Regions from separate parts of the Homo sapiens genome. Here region 2 is linked to region 1. A link is an interaction called in ENCODE POLR2A ChIA-PET data of the cell type or tissue named here. Cell type or tissue: IMR-90. All regions are shown on one strand. Each heading gives the region's core, and the rest is flanking DNA. Links, peaks and the distances in the headings are about the cores only.

Evidence for each region. Peaks named below come from ENCODE experiments on the same cell type or tissue, not always from the same donor. Only the 100,000 strongest peaks of a DNase experiment are listed, where the experiment ranks them.
Region 2: POLR2A ChIA-PET joins it to region 1 with 13 read pairs; 25 of 35 experiments call an interaction of 5 or more read pairs at or near these places.

The regions. Positions count from the first base shown.
Region 1 is chr6:36,605,658-36,613,992 of GRCh38, reverse strand. No RefSeq gene overlaps it. Among named protein-coding and RNA genes, the nearest start is that of MIR3925, 13 kb to the left of the region's middle. RefSeq lists a silencer at 635-835. In IMR-90, for the core only: no CTCF peak of the experiment used is centred there; no DNase peak of the experiment used is centred there; H3K27ac peaks cover 722 bases.
Region 2 is chr6:36,523,083-36,531,417 of GRCh38, reverse strand. It overlaps STK38 (serine/threonine kinase 38), which reads left to right. Exons shown (of 14, transcript NM_007271.4): 3 at 5,776-5,827; 4 at 6,955-7,077. Among named protein-coding and RNA genes, the nearest start is that of STK38, 20 kb to the left of the region's middle. In IMR-90, for the core only: no CTCF peak of the experiment used is centred there; no DNase peak of the experiment used is centred there.

The DNA.
Region 1 (8,335 bases), core at 324-8,323:
CACCACTGCACTCCAGCCTGGGTGACAGAATGAGACTCTGTCTCAAAAAAAAAAAAAAAAAAATTAGCCAGGCATAGTTGTGTGGGCCTGTAGTCCCAGCTATTCAGGAGGCTGAGGCAGGAGGATCACTTAAGCCCAGGAATGCTTACAATCATATAAGCCTTCAGCCACATAACCTTGCTGGTGGAGGGTCTTCCCTCAGTGTTGATGGCTGCTGACTGATCAGGATTGTGGTCGCTGAAGGCTGGAGTGGCTGTGGCAATTTCTTAAAATAAGACAATAATGAGGTTTGCCGCATTAACTGACTCTTGTTTTCACAAGATGTCTCTGTAGTATCTGATGCTATATGATAGCATTTTGCCCACAGTAGAACTTCTTTCAAAGTTGGAGTCAATGCTCTGAAACTCTGCCATTGCTTTTTCAACTAAGTTTATGCAATATTCCAAATCTTTTGTTGTCATTTCAACAATGTGTGCAGCACCTTCAGCAATAGATTCCATCTCAAGAAACCACTCTTTGCTCATCCATTGAAACAAGTCTTCATTCGTTCAAGTTTTATCATGAGATTACAGCAATTCCGTCACATCTCTACGCTCCGTTTTTAGTTCTCTTGCTGTTTTTTCCACCACATCTGTCATTACTTCCTCCACTGCAGTCTCAAACCCCTCAGTCATCCATGTGGGTTGGAATCAACTTCTTCCAAACTGCTAATGTTGATATTTTGACCACCTCCCATGAATCGCATGTGTCGTTAATGACATGTAAAGCAGTGAATCCTTTCCAAAAGATTTTCAATTTACTTTGCCCAGATCCATCAGAGGAATAAATATCTATAGCAGTATAGCCTTATGAAATGTATTTCTTAATAAGACGTGAAAGCTGAAATGACTCCTTGATCCACCGGCTGCAGAGTGGATGTTGTGTTTGCAGGTATGAAACTACTAATCTCCCTGTACATCTCCAGCAGAGCTCTTGGGTAACCAGGTGTATTGTAAATGAGCAGTAATATTTTGAAAGAAATCTTTTTTGAGCAGGTCTCAATAGTAGGCTTAAAATATTCAGTAAACCTGGCTGGGCACGGTGGCTGACACCTGTAATCCTAGCACTTTGGAAGGCTGAGGCAGGCGATCACTTGAGGTCAGGAGTTCAAGACCAGCCTGGCCAACACGGTGAAACCTCACCTCTACTAAAAATACAAAAAATTAGTCGGGCGTGGTGGCAAGCGCCTGTAATCCCAGCTACTTGGGAGGCTGAGGCAGGAGAATCGCTTGAACCTGGGAGGCAGAGGTTGCAGTGAGCCGAGATAGCACCACCGCACTCCAGCCTGGGCGACAGAGCAAGACTCCTGTCTGAAAAAAAAAGAAAAAAAGAAAAAAAAACAGTAAACCATCCTATAAACAGATGGGCTGTCACCCAGGCTTCGTTCCATTTATAGGGCACAGGCAGAGTAAATTCAGCACAATTAAGGGTCTTGGGAATTTCAGAACAATAAATGAGCATTGGCTTCCACCAGCTGCCTCAGTCCTCAACGAGTTAGCCTGGGCGGGGCATAGAAGCTCCACGCCTGCAATCCCAGCGGAGTTCAGGAGTTTGTAAAGATGGGGTCTCACCAGACTGGTCTCCTGGGCAACATGGTGAGACCCAATCTCTACAAAAAAATTTTTACAAATCAGCTGAGCATGGTGGCGCGTGCCTGTGGTCCCAGCTACTTGGGAAGCTGAGGCAGGAGAATCGCTTGAGCCCAGGAGGTTGAGCCGTGTTTGTGCCACTACACTCCAGCCTGGGCCACAGAGCAAGAGCCTGTACCAAAAGCAAAACAAAAAATCAAGAGTAAGACTGTCCTTTGAAGCTTTGAAACCAGGCGTTGGCTTCCCCTCTCTAGCTATGAAAGTCCCAGATGGCATCTTGTTCCAATGGAAGGCTTTTTTCTACAATGAAAATGTTTAGTGTAGTCACCTTCATCCATTATCTTAGGTAGATCTTCTGGATAACTTGCAGCTTCTACATCAGCACTTGCTGCTTCACCTTGCACTTTTTGTTTTTTTGTTGTTGCTGTTGGTCTTTGTTTTTGTTTTTGTTTTTGAGACAGAGTCCTGCTCTGTCACCCAGACTGGAGTGTAATGGTGTGATCTTGGTTCACTGCAACCTGTGCCTCCTGGCTTCAAGCAATTCTCTCCTGCCTTGGCCTCCCAAGTAGCTGGGATTACAGGTGTCCACCATCATGTCCGGCTAATTTTTGTATTTTTAGTAGAGACGGTGTTTTGCCATGTTGGCTAGGCTGATCTCAAACTACTGACCTCAGATGATCCGCCCACCTCGGCCTCCCAAAGTGCTAGGATTACAGGCCTGAGCCACCATGCCCAACCTGACTTACATCTTATAGCACACTCATATCTGATATTTACATACAGAACGTTTATTTTATAAACTGCTTTTCTTGTATTTTTATATTATTGTTAAGGCTTTGCATTTCTATAATCCATATAGAAAATGGATCTCACTTCAGAAGAGTCAAGGGTCATTACCAATTTTTTTTTTTTTTTTTAACAAAAAAGGGGCCCATGTCTGATAAGTCAAGACCACTTGTCCTCTCTGAGCTTCTTGAGTAATGGGAGATAATTCCAACGTCACAAGGTTGATGAAAAAAAGCACCATTCATGTGCCTGGCATCTATTTATTCCACTTCAGTTTTCTTCCTATCTGGTTGTCTACTTTTGCTCTCCTACACCTTGCTCAGGGGATATCCCCAGTACTGGCAATATGAGTGTGTTTAATAAAGGAGCAAAGGAAAGCATTTTCTGGTGACAAGTCTCATCTGGCTGTTCGGTGACACCAAGGCACATGCCCAGGAAACTGGTAGTTTCCAGTCTGGCACCACAGCCTCTAGAGAAACAGAACCAGGGCACCTTTCCCAGCAAGTTTATGGAGAAAAAACAGGGATGGGCAGGTATCATCAGGAAGCAGGGTCCCAGGCTGAGGGCAGAGATGTGGCTTGTTTCCCTATCTAGGGATGCCTGGGGGGAATTAGGGTAAAAAGGCAAACAGCAGGTCAAGGTAGCTTATTTGGGCCAAGGTTGAAGACTGCAGCCTGAGACACTTCCAGGTTGCCTTGGAGAGTATTCCAAAGGACAGGCTCAACTTTTTACAGAAAAAAGGATGAATCAGAAGACGGGTGATTACAAAAGTTGTTCGTCAGGAATTCTCATTGGTTTACAGAAATAACACTGGTTAGTGATTGGCTATCCACTGTTGAATTACAGGACAATGGCATTTTATGGCTACTTGGCATCACAGTCTAGAACCCACATGGCAAGTGACTTCAAGAGGTAATTATTTAGCTCAAGGAGGGAGTGAAGACAGGACTGCTGTTAAATGCCTCTCTGGCCCTAATAATTTAAAAGGAATCACATTCCTCAGATTAAAAGGTGTTTTTCTTCCTTAAGACATACTGGGTCAAAGTGACAAACTGCACTTCTGTGGTATCAGAAACAGACTTTAATCTTGACTGCCCAGGCCGTAGTGCAGTGGCGCGATCTCAGCTCACTGCAACCTCTGCCTCCCAGGTTTAAGTAATTCTCCTGCCTTAGCCTCCCCTCCCCAGTAGCTGGGATTACAGGCGCGCTCCACCACGCCCGGCTTTTTTTTTTTTTTTTTTTTTTTTTAGTAGAGATGGGGTTTTGCCATGTTGGTAAAGCTGGTCTCGAACTCCTGACCTCAAATGATCCGTCCACCCGGGCCTCCCAAAGTGCTGGGATTACAAGCATGAGCCACTGCGCCCAGCCCAAGTTATTGGTTTTCTAAAGCTCCCCGTGATTCCAATGTGCAGCAAAGGGGAGAGAAAACACCATGAATACCCTGTGAAGTATATTGTTATCCCCCAACTTTTCAAACAAGGGAACTAAGAAAGTGACTTGCCCTCAGCACACAGCCAAAAAAAAAAAAAAAATTTGAACTCAAGAAAGCCTAATTTGAAAACCTATTTTAAAACAGCTATCTAGCAGTTTTAACCCACACCATCTTTCCTACCTACCTATCCCTTCAGAATCCCCTTTCTTAACATATGCCCATACTCCCTTATCCACAAATGTCCCTCTTGACCTTGGACCATTCAACTCAGTAGTCCCCCTTCCGCACTCTTCGAAATTGGACAGATTCAAAAGTGGTTGAGGAGGAGCAAGGTCAGCGGAAGCACACTCACAGCAGGCAAATTAGGGTAATTTCTGCCTGCCCAGCACCCAAAGGAGCCTTTCTTAAGCCATTACCTGAGTGCTTACTGCATGCCAACACAAGCCTGCACAGAACACCTATTATTTACTGAGCAGTGTGCTATGCTCTGTGCTGAGTGCTTTACTTGCATTACACTATATTCTTGATATTAACAATAGGGGATAGGTGCTTCCTATTATCACCATTTTAAAGATGAAAAAAATGAAATCCCAGACATTACACAATTGGCCCAAAGCCACAGAGCTGTAAGGAAGCAAGGATTCAAATCTGGGCTGCTATTTCCAAGCCTGACGGCCTTAACGTTACACTGCTCCCTATAACAAGCCCTGGATTTGCTGTTGAGGCACCAGAGCCCTGCTCTGCCACTGTGTCCCTGTGTGACCTTGAACAAATCCACTTTCTTATCTCTAAACTAATAAGAATTTGGACTATCGACTCTGAAGCCCTTTCCAGTTTATCTACACCTGGTCCTGTAACCAAGTTTATAGTTTCAGCTCCATTACCACTGGGCTGCGAAGTTAGACAACTTGCCAAGCCCCTCCGAACTTAAATCTCTTCCTCAATAAATGGAGATGATCACATTAACCTTACTACTAACACCCTTTTGAATCATTTTATTCCTGTCAACTGCTGTCATACCCAAGAGCTGGCAGTGGCTCAGGTACCAGTCTTGGATGACAGAGTAAGTAAAAACCTTTCCTTCCACCCACTTCTGTTGAGAATTAATCAAAATTACTTGAGGAAAGGAATGGAGCTTTCTTCCAGGTCAATAGACTGCCAGCTGCTGTAGAGAGCTTGTTTTTGTTTTTTGTTGTTGTTTTTGAGACAGGGCCTCACTCTGTCACCCAGGCTGGAGTGCAGTGGCACAATCTCAGCTCACTGCAACCTCTACCTCCTGGGCTCAAAGCAATCCTCCCACCTCAGCCTCCTCAGTAGCTGGGACTACAAGCACATACCACCATGCCCAGCTAATTTTTGTACTTTTTGTAGAGACGGGGTTTTGCCATGTTGCCCAGGCTGGTCTCCTGAGCTCAGGCAATCCACCTGCCTTGGGCTCCCAAAATGCTGGGAAGAAAAAGAGCTTTAATTACCAAGTAAGTGATCACTTAAATTTGTCTACTTAACTTCGACCACTATTTTTTCACCAGCAACTCAGAAATAAGACACAACAGTCTCCTAACTTGGGCTATCATTTTTAAACAAGAGCTCATGAATCTCTGGAAGAAAAAAAAAAGAGACACACAGAGAAAAAAAAGGTTTGTATACTTTTCTCTGTAAAACTGAAAAGTCCTCCCTGTTTGATGTTTTGGGTTTGTTTTTTTTTTTTGAGACAGTTTCACTCTTGTTGCCCAGGCTGGAGTGCAATGGCACGATCTCGGCTCACTGCAACCTCTGCCTCGCAGGTTCAAGCGATTCTCCTGGCTCAGCCTCCCCAGTTGCTGGGATTACAGGCATGTGCCAACATGCCCGGCTTTTTTAAGTAGAGACAGGATTTCTCCACGTTGGTCAGGCTGGTCTCAAACTCCCGACCTCACGTGATCCACCCAACTTGGCCTCCCAAAGTGCTCGGATTACAGGTGTGACCCACAGCACCTGGCCTAAGGCAGATACTTTCAATGATTCAGTTCTTAGCCCTCCTTGTCAGTGTGTTCATACTCCAACTTACAAAGCACGTGACTTCTTCCAACCTCACTCTTTGAGGCCAATTTCATGTCAAATGGATTGCTATATATTGCCAACTGAAATCTAACCAAGACTGCCAGCTCAGTAAACCTGTCCTCATTAAACTCCAAGCAGCTAGAATGAGCGAGCCAGCCATTCATCAATGCACTCTAATACTCCCAACTTCTTGGCTTTCCTGTCAGTGTTAAAGCTGGACAAGTTATCTTATACACGCTTGTTCAAATACATGGCTAAAGGAAAGTAAAAAAAAACCAATCAGATTTGGACCCACTTCAAACTTAAATAAACCCTTTTATCTCTAAATCCTAGTGCAGTTTACATTCTCAACTGTTTCTGGCTCTAAACCCCTATTTCATGATTAAGGCATTTATTTCTTCCTCTTCACCTCAGATTGGTTAGTCTCTCCTTATCATTTGAATGTGAGCTCTGGAACTGGGATGGCCAGTTGCAGTGGCTCATGCCTATAATCCCAACACTTTGGGATTACAGCCAAGGCTGGAGGGGTCCTTGAGTGCAGCCTGGGCAACAGTGAAATACCATCTTATAAAAAACAGCCTGGGGCGGGGCGCAGTGGCTCACGCCTGTAATCCTAGTACTTTGAGAGGCCAAGGCGGGCGGATCATGAGGTCAAGACATCGAGACCATCCTTGCCAATATGGTGAAACCCGTCTCTACTAAAAAATACCAAAAAATTAGCCAGGCATGGTGGTGCGCACCTGTAGTCCCAGCTGCTCAGGAGGCTGAGACAGGAGAATCACTTGAACCTGGGAGGCAGAGATTGCAGTGAGCTGAGATCACACCACTGCACTCCAGCCTGAGTGACAGAGTGAGACTCCGTCTCAAAACCAACCAACCAAAAAGAAAACTGGGGTGAAAATGAATTGTTAAAGGTCAACAGCCTAAACTTGCACTCCAGTCAAACACAAATATTATATAGATTTTTCTTTCTAGATATTGAGCTGGTGTTGTGATTTATCACTGTATCCCAGTCAGTGTTTGTATCATGGACTTTTGACATGTAGGAAAATTATGAAACAATTAAATGACAAATCAACATTCCAATTTGTATTTGTAAAATACTTTCATTGAAAACATGGGTAGTTTTATCTAAACTAAAAATAAATGTCATTATGAGATTCTGGTGGCAGCCAGCCAGCTGGATGAGGTTTTTTAAAGTTACCAGCTGCCTGAGCTTAAGATTTAGAATTGTTTCCCAAAGGAGTTATTCTTTCAAAAATGAAACTTCTAGGCCGGGCACGGTGGCTCACGCCTGTAATCCCAGCACTCTGGGAGGCCGAGGCAGGCGGATCACTTGAGGTCAGGAGTTCAAGATCAGCTTGGCTAACATGGTGAAACCCTGGCTCTACTAAAAATACAAAAAGCAGCTGGGCGTGGTGACACGCGCCTGTAGTCCCAGCTACTCGGGAGGCTGAGGCAGGAGAATTGCTTGAACCCGGGAGGCGAAGGTGGCAGTGAGCCGAGATCGAGCCACAGCACTCCAGCCTGGGTGACAAAGAGAGACTCCATCTCAAAAAAAAAAAAAAATACATAAATAACATTAAATAAAAAATAAACTTCTGTATCTCAAGACTTACATAACATTTTTTTAAAATATTCAAATATTTCCTTCTCCAAATGACCAATATAAACTTCACATCTCCACCCCACCCCCTCCCCGACCCCCCATTGCCACTGCCCAGCTCCAGGCAGCATTAGGCAACAACTTCAACAACATTCCCCTTAGCTCTACATTTTGGGGCTTTGTGAGCAAATAAAAAAACAGTGAACAACGCTAACTTGGCCAGGGAAAGGTGACTCAGGCCTGTAATCCCAGCGCTTTGGGAGGCTGAGGCAGAAGGATCGCTTGAGGAGTTCCAGACCAGCCTGAGAAACATAACCACGTCTCTTAAAAAAAGTTTTTAATTAGCTGGGCATGGTGGTGTGTGACTGTAGTCCTAGCTACTTGGGAGACTGAGGTGGGAGGAACGCTTGAGCCCAAGAAGCCAAGGCTGCAGTAAGCTATGTCACCACTGGTCTCAAAAAACAAAACAAAAACAGGAATGCTAACTTGCCCCAGATGAAATCTGAATGAAGTATATACTGAAATAAAGGTGCACAACCACAAATGAACAAGGCTTTCAAAAGAGGAGGACTCCTTCAACCTATAGACTACTTTTCTGGAAGGTTTAATTTTGCCCTGGAAATAGTATCCATCTCAGGACATTCCAAATGATTAGGGAGAAGCAAAGTATCAATGTTTTGATATTTCCACTTGCTCAAGACACATGTACTAACTTACAGTGAGGCACTACATGGCCATATTCTACATCTTTTATAGTAGAACAACTATACAATGCCTTACATCAGAAATGAGGAAAACTAAAGATTAAAACAGCAATGTTTTACACACGTATTTCATGTGTTA
Region 2 (8,335 bases), core at 61-8,060, 82 kb after region 1:
GAAACCGGCATTTCTTTTTACAAAACATTTTCAGTTGTTTCTTTTCTTCATGAATACTAGTTAGGTGGATTAATTAAAACCATAAACACCTAATTTAATAGGTAATAATGGTAAGCTTTTTTCTTCCCAAATCAAACAAAGTCTTTCATACATTTTACTGAGAATTTCTATGTTCTGCAACTCCTCTTAGATTTTCTCATCTATGTTTTCTTAACTGGAGAAATTCCTCATTTGGTCTTATCTAATACTAAGTAGAAATATGTGATTATTATTAGTGATCCAGTGTCAGTTTTATTTAAGCCTCAAGAATGAGTAAGTCCAGACCTCCTGATGTTCTTCACTGACCAGATATCAAACCAGAGTGTAGAACTGAAGTAATTTGTTGAGATTTTAAAGAATCTGTGTAGTGTTAATTTTAGGGTATTTCTGGCTGGGTACAGGGGCTCACACATGTAATCCCAGCACTTTGGGAGGCCGAGGTGGGTGGATCACTTGAGGTCAGGGGCTCAAGACCAGCCTGTGCAACATGATGAAACCCCGTGTCTACTAAAAGTACAAAAATTAGCCACACATGGTGGCATATGCCGGTAATCCCAGCTACTCGGGAGGTTGAGGCACAAGAATCACCTGAACCCGGGAAGCAGAGGTTGCAGTGAGCCGAGATTGTGCCATGCACTCCAGCCTGGGTAACAGAGCTAGACTCTTGTCTCCAAAAAAAAAAAAAAAGAAAAGAAAAGAAAAAAAGGAAAAAGGCCGGGTGTGGTGGCTCACGCCTGTAATCCCTGTACTTTTTGAGAGGCCAAGGTGGGTGGATCACTTGAGGTCAGGAGTTCGAGACCAGACTGGCCAACATGGTGAAACCCCATCTCTCCTAAAAATACAAAAATTAGCTGGGCGTGGTGGTGGGCACCTGTAATCCCAGCTATCCGGGAGGCTGAGGCAGAAGAATCACTTGTACCCGGGAGGCAGAGGTTGCAGTGAGCCGAGATAGTACCACTGCACTTCAGCCTGGGTGACAGAGTAAGACTCTTGTCTCAAAAAAAAAAGTATTTATTAGACATTTTCTGAATTTTAATCATGGAGATGTAATCACAGCCCTTTCCCCTCCCCCTCCGCTCCCCTCTTCTCTTCCTGACAGAATCTCGATCTGTCGCTCCTCTTCTCTTCTCTTTTCTTTCTGACAGAATCTCGCTCTGTCACCCAGGCTGGAGTGCAGTGGCACGATCTCAGCTCACTGCAACCTCTGCCTCCCAGGTTCCAGAGATTTTCCTGCCTCAGCCTCCTGAGTAGCTGGGATTACAGGCACGTGCCACCACGCCCGGCTAATTTTTGTATTTTTAGTAGAGATGGGGTTTCACCATGTTGGCCAGGCTGGTGTCCAACTCCTGGCCTCAGGCGGTGTGCGAGCCTCAGCCTCCCAAAGTGCTGGGATTACGGGTGTGAGCCACCATGCCTGGCCCTATTTCTGTTAAATACACTATTTTTCCTGGTTTTCAGTGTCTCACCAAAATACTGTCTGTTTTCAATTAGGGTGGAATAGCCCTATTCTCTCATCCCTGCTACCTCCAAATCAGGCTATGCCAAGAGGGGACCCTAAATTAGATTAGAAAAGGGGGCTAATTGTAAGTAGTAGTCATGAATGTGTCTGCACATTGCTATACATTCTGACTTTTTAAAATTTAGCAGCATACATTTAGAAAGTAGCTGTGTACAAAGCACTATTCTTAGTGGACATAGGGAATTCAGATATAGTCCCTGCCTTCAGAAGGACTTACCACTCTCTCATATAAGAAATGAACACACACGCAACTAAATGGAACACATGGAAGGCATCACTGGGGTGAGGCTGGATATGGCCTCTAAGTGTGAAAGTGGCTTCGTCTCTCTCCTAGGGTTCTGGTTTTGAACATTGGAATTGAAGGGAAGAGTGGCTCCACCAAGGGCTGGAGTGTTAGTTAACCTGGCACTGCTACCAGAGAACATGCCTGTGTGGAGAGTCCTGCTATTCTTTTTCATTATGAACAATTTTAAACATAGGTGGAATAATATAGTGACCCCGTTTCAATATATTCATCCCTCAGATTTAATAATTTTAGGGCTTTGGTACATTTTCTTCATCTATCCCATTTTGTTTTTTCTTGCTATTGTGTTTTAAGGTAAATTCCAAACATCTGTCATTTTAATCCTACATACTGTCAAGTATGCATTTCCAAAAATATGGCCATTTTCTTGCATAATGCAAATGCCACCATGAATCTAACCAAGTTAACAGTAATTCCTTTGATGTCATCTCACAGAGGATGTCATTTTTAAGTCTCATTTCAGGCTGTCCTTGCTGTTTTTGGTGTCCTCAAGGTCTTTGTGGACCTGGTCCTAATTGTTATCATGGATAGGCTTTTTTTTTCTGGATACTTTCTCTAATGAAATAATCTGATTGTGTTCAAGGAGTTAACTTCACTCTCAGGCAGGTATTCTGCAACCAATTTAATTACACTTCAGTAAACCTGTGGAAAACCTCTTAGTTTGTATTTAGGTTTAAAATATAATTAGAAGGAGCCACTTTTGTGACACAGTGGATAGTGCATTGGACTGGTAGCCCATTCTGATGTAGTCATTCAAAAACGTGTAGTCAGGACGTATGATGGTGTTTAGTACTCAAGGCACAAAAAGAGCTGACCACAGCTGTGTTCTTAGAGCTTTTGCCTAGCATGTTATGCTTTGACTTTTCTTGTTCTTCTCTGCTTCAACTACCTAACCACTTGCAATGGAATTAATTTACACTCCCGAAACTACTAAGAGTACAGCCTTTTCTCTCTAATACATGTGCACGCATAGATGCACATGTATCCCAAAATATTCTGGGAACTGGGAGAACTGTTCGTGTTCCTCTCTCTGTTTCCTGTCTTGATTAGTGGCATCATATCCCTCTAGACAGGAAATTCTAAGGTTTTTCTCTTGACTCCTATTGCCAGTTGGTCATATTTGCAATAGCTCTATTCACTTCATTCTAGTTTTCCTGCCCTAGTTCCAGATCTTTACTGTACATCTGAATCATTACAATAACTCTCAACTAGCCTCTTTCTCAGTTGCTTTCCCTGCCAGTCCATCAGATCCTCATTACTGCTGGTTACCATTCTAAAATAGAAATCTTATCACATCACTCCTTTGCACACAAGCCTCTTTTAGCACTCAGTTGTCTACAGAATGAGATCCAACCTTCTTGGTGTGGCATTTGTAGTGCTGTGTGCGTCAGCCACAATGGACTACATGCTATTTCTGCAGCATACTGTACACTCTTTTTTTTTTTTTGAGATGGAGTCTCGCTCTGTTACCGAGGCTAGAGTGCAGTGGTGCGATCTCGGCTCACTGCAAGCTCCGCCTCCTGGGTTCACAACATTCTCCTGCCTCAGCCTCCCGAGTAGCTGGGACTACAGGCGCCGGCCACTACACCTGGCTAATTTTTTTTTTTTTTTTGTATTTTTAGTAGAGATGGGGTTTCTCTGTGTTAGCCAGGATGGTCTCGATCTCCTGACCTCGTGATCTGCCTGCCTCAGCCTCTCAAAGTGCTGGGATTACAGGCGTGAGCCACCGCACCTGGCCAGCATACTGTAGTCTTATCCTTCTTTGCTCTGTTTGTACACATTGCCTGTTTATCTGGAATGCTGATGAGTGGTGGAGGAGAGATTCTAGCCCATGTGCTTTCATTTATTGTGCTGAATAAATGAAGGTTCTGTGGAATTGGTTGTAAGGAAGTTTTACTTGCTTCTTTTAGTTTTATGAGACTATAGATCAAAAACATTACTGCATGTACTTTCTAAAGTTCAGTATTCCAAAAGTTTGATGTCTGAAGGTTTTTTTTTTCTTTGAGGCAGAGTCTCACTCCGACATCTGAGCTGGAGTGCACTGGTGTGCTCTCGCCTCACTGCAACCTCTGCCTCCCAGGTTCAAGTGATTCTTGTGCCTCAGCCCCTCCCAAGTAACTGGGATTACAGGCACCTGTCACTATGCCCAGCTAATTTTTATATACATATATGTGTGTGTGTGTGTGTGTACTAATATATATACATATATTACATATATGTGTGTGTATATATATGTGTGTATATATACGTATATACATATGTGTATATGTATATATGTATACATGTGTACATATATACATATGTATACATGTGTATATACATATAAATATATATATATATACATATATTTTTTTTTTTTTTTTTGAGACGGAGTCTTGCTCTGTCACCCAGGCTGGCATGCAGTGGCGTGATCTTGACTCACTGCAACCTCTGCCTCCCAGGTTCAGGCAATTCTTCTGCTTCAGCCTCCTGAGTAGCTGGGACTACAGGCGCTCGCCACCACGCCTAGCTGATTTTTGTATTTTTAGTAGAGACAGGGTTTTACTATGTTGGCCAGGCTGGTTTCGAACTCCTGAATTTATGATCCACCCTCCTCAGCCTCCCAAAGTGCTGGGATTACAGGCGTGAGCCACCACGCCCGGCCTTTTTGTTTTTTTTGAGACAGGGTCTCACTCTGTCACCCAGGCTGGAGTGCAGTGAGTGGTGTGATCTCTGCTCACTGCAGCCTCCACCTCCTGGGTTCAAGTGATTCTCCTGTCTCAGCTTCCCAAGTAGCTGGGATTACAGGGTATGCCACCATGCCTGGCTAATTTTTGCATTTTTAGTACAGACCAGGTTTCACCATGTTGGCCAGTCTGGTCTCGAACTCCTGACATCAAGTGATCCACCCGCCTCGGCCTCCCAAAGTGTTGGGGTTACAGGCGTGAGCCACTGCACCTGGCCTAATTTTTATATTTTTAGTAGAGATGGGGTTTCACCATGTTGGCCAGGCTGGTCTTGGACTCCTGACCTCAAGTGACCCATCTGCCTCACCTCCCAAAGTGCTGGGATCACAGGCGTGAGCTACCACACCCAGCCTGATATATGGAGTTTTGATAGTGGTGCCAGTCACCTTTTTGATCACTTTTTCCCCTTAAATTTCCAAATTCTGCTTTTAACTTTGTTGTTTGTTACCCTTTCCTCATGGCAGGGAAGAGGAGGAAGATGCAGAAATAAAGGAAGTAGACTTCAGTCAGAGAGAGGGAAAGAAACAGCATGATATAAGAGTTTATCAAATACCAGCTGTTTTGTGGTTTGGTAAGGAGGAAATAACTGGAAAAAAAAAAAAAAAAAAACACCCAAAACCAAGAGAGGACATTTTTTTGAAACAAGAGTCTTTGTTGCATTAACATCTTAGACAGTCTTTTAAAAAATGTAGACCTAAGGGCGGGGCATGGTGGCTCACACCTGTAATCGCAACACTTTGGAAGGTCAGGCTGGAGTTTGAGACCAGCCTGGGCAATATAATGAGACCTCATTTCTACAAAAAATTTAAAAATTAGCCAGGTATGGTGGCACGCGCCTGTAGTCCTAGCTACTTGGGAGGCTGAGGTGGGATTGCTTGAGCCTGTGAGGTGGAGATTTCAGTGAGCTGAGATTGCGCCACTGCATTCTAGCCTGGGTGACAGAACAAAACTCTGTCTCCTCTCCTCGCAACCTGCCCCCCTCCCCCCGCCAAAAAAAAGTAGGCCTAACAAAGGATGGAAATCTTTTTACTTGTCTTAGTAACTTAATTTTTTTTGTTTTAATGAGACATTTTGAGATTTACCTGTTTGTGTCATTTTTAAAAATCTACTACAGTATTAAGTTACAGAATTTTCAGAAAGTTATCATTCAGATGTGATTTCATGTCTTTTGTTTTTGTTTGTTTTAGACAAAAGAAGTTAGAAAAGGTGATGGAAGAAGAAGGCCTAAAAGATGAGGAGGTAATTAATATTGGCAATGTTTTCCTTAAAACCCAGCGTGGCAGGTTGTATCTTGTCCAGTGAGTTGTTAGCCTTGGTACACATGAGAAGGGTTTTGGCTCAATAACAGAGGAACTTGAGGGGTAGTGTGCTTCCGGATTTGGGTGTTAATTCAGAGGGACAGATTAATTATTAAGTACCTAGGAGAGGAAGGCTTCTCTAGATGCAGTTATAGTAAACTAGATTTAGAATTCCAAGAGAAAGCAGGGATGAAATCAAATTAAATTTTAAAAGAGCAAGTTGTAGCATTTTTATAGAATTCACTGAAAAGTCTCCGTAGGAGTAGGGCAAATTTTTGAAATATTTATTTATTTTACTTTTTCTGGGATACATACGTGTGCTGAACATGCAGGTTTATTACATAGGTATATATGTGCCATAGTGGTTTGCTGCACCTATCAACCTGTCATCTAGGTTTTAAGCTCCGCATGCATGAGGTATTTGTCCTAATGCTCTCCCTCCCTTTCCCCCCATGCCCCGACAGGCCCCGGTGTGTCATGTTCCTGAAATCTTTATTAAGGCAAAATATCCATCTCAAATCAGCCCTTCCACCCAGTGCCCACAGATACAGTAGGAGAAAATATAGTTAACAAGGGACTGTGCAAGGAACTGAAATGGTAGTGGAAATGCCTTCAAAAATAGGACTGGCTTGCAGAACCCAGGACGGTGGTGAAAAATACCCAATACTTGTAGAAATAACAGAAAGTTAGAGTATACAGTGTTTAAGCCAGAGGGAAAGATAAGAACACATTTTTAATTTATATTAAACAGGATAAAGGAAAATATTGTTGATTATTTATCCCTCCCTTCACCAAAAATGTTAGGATAGTGGATTGCTGAAGTAGGTTAGTCAGAGTTCCCAGAGGAGGCACCCATCTGTTCAGTGTGGCTTGGATGTTGTGTCTAAATGCCAGGAAAGGGAGAAGTGACCTCTTAAGGATCCTTCTGGGGTGATTTCATATGTGAAAAGATTATCCTTAGTCCACTTGGACCTGTTTTCTAGCTGGGTAAGTCACAAACATGACTTGTTACAGAGTTTCAGAATTTCAGTTCCTTCCCGTCTCCTCCCTTTTTTATTTAAATATTAGAAACGACTCCGGAGATCAGCACATGCTCGGAAGGAAACAGAGTTTCTTCGTTTGAAGAGAACAAGACTTGGATTGGAAGATTTTGAGTCCTTAAAAGTAATAGGCAGAGGAGCATTTGGTGAGGTAAAAATCACAGCTACTTGTCAAGTAGAAAAATATTGCAAAACTTCAAAGCTTCTAACATACCATTAAGTCATGATTGTTGATATAACAAATATATGGAATTAAATGAGTCAGGCATGCCAGCCCCACATCCTAATTGCTTTGTCTGTCTGCTTTCTCTTTTTCTTCTCTCCGCAGTCCCAGATCTCTGTTCTCTGTTTTGCCAGAGATGGTGTTGGTGTTTAAATATTGACTTAGGGGGAGAGTTGAAAGGTAGAAGGAAATCAACATTTATTATTTACAGGCTGCTTTTTTCCCATAATCAGGACAGTAACCCATTTTATAGATGGTGAAATTAAGACTCTAAAGGTATATATAATGTCTCTTGTTATCACACAGCCATTGAGTACTGGGACCAAAAGTTGGGCTCTACTTCCTGAACTCAAAGAGCTTGCTTTTCCCAGTACTGCACTGCCTCTCGAGAAGGAAACTAATAGTGTATCTCCACCCTTTATTTCTCCCCACCAGATTGATACAGCTCTAAAAAGATGACCCTAGGAGGGAGGATTTACAGAAAGGAGTTATATAGGTAGTGGTGGAGAGTTGAAAGCATTTGCGACTTTGTCCCCGCAATTCTTGGAAATGATCCTGCTTGGGCACAAGAGCAATCTGTTGGGGAGAGCTTGAAAGAGCCCATGCAAGGTCATTCCTGTTAATGAAAAATGCCCAAACTGGATGACCTACTGACGCAATAATTGCAAGTATAAAAGGAGCAGTATATTATTAAAACCTGGTACCCCGGGGCCAGGCACGGTGGCTCACTCCTGTAATCTCAGCACTTTGGGAGGCCAAGGCGGGCGGATCACAAGGTCAGGAGTTCGAGACCAGCCTGACAACATGGTGAAACCTTGTCTCTACTAAAAATAGAAAAATTAGCCGGGTGTGGTGGCACGTGCCTGTAATCCCAGCTACTCAGGAGGCTGAGGCAGGAGAATTGCTTGAACCCAGGAGGCAGAGGTTGCAGTGAGCCGAGATTGCACCATTGCACTCCAGCCTGGGTGACAGAGCAAGACTCCATCTCAAAAAAAAAAAAAAACAAAAAACCTGGTACCCCGGGGAAATGTGAATAGTATTCAGAGGCACAGGTGATAGATTGATCCCTCAGTGTTCAGAATTCCTATTGGCTTCTTGAAAGAGGGAAAAGTATAGTACCACCTCTGAAAGAGCTTTCTGTTTGGCAAGGAAGGGTTGTGGTACTCAATTAGGAAAAACATGAAGA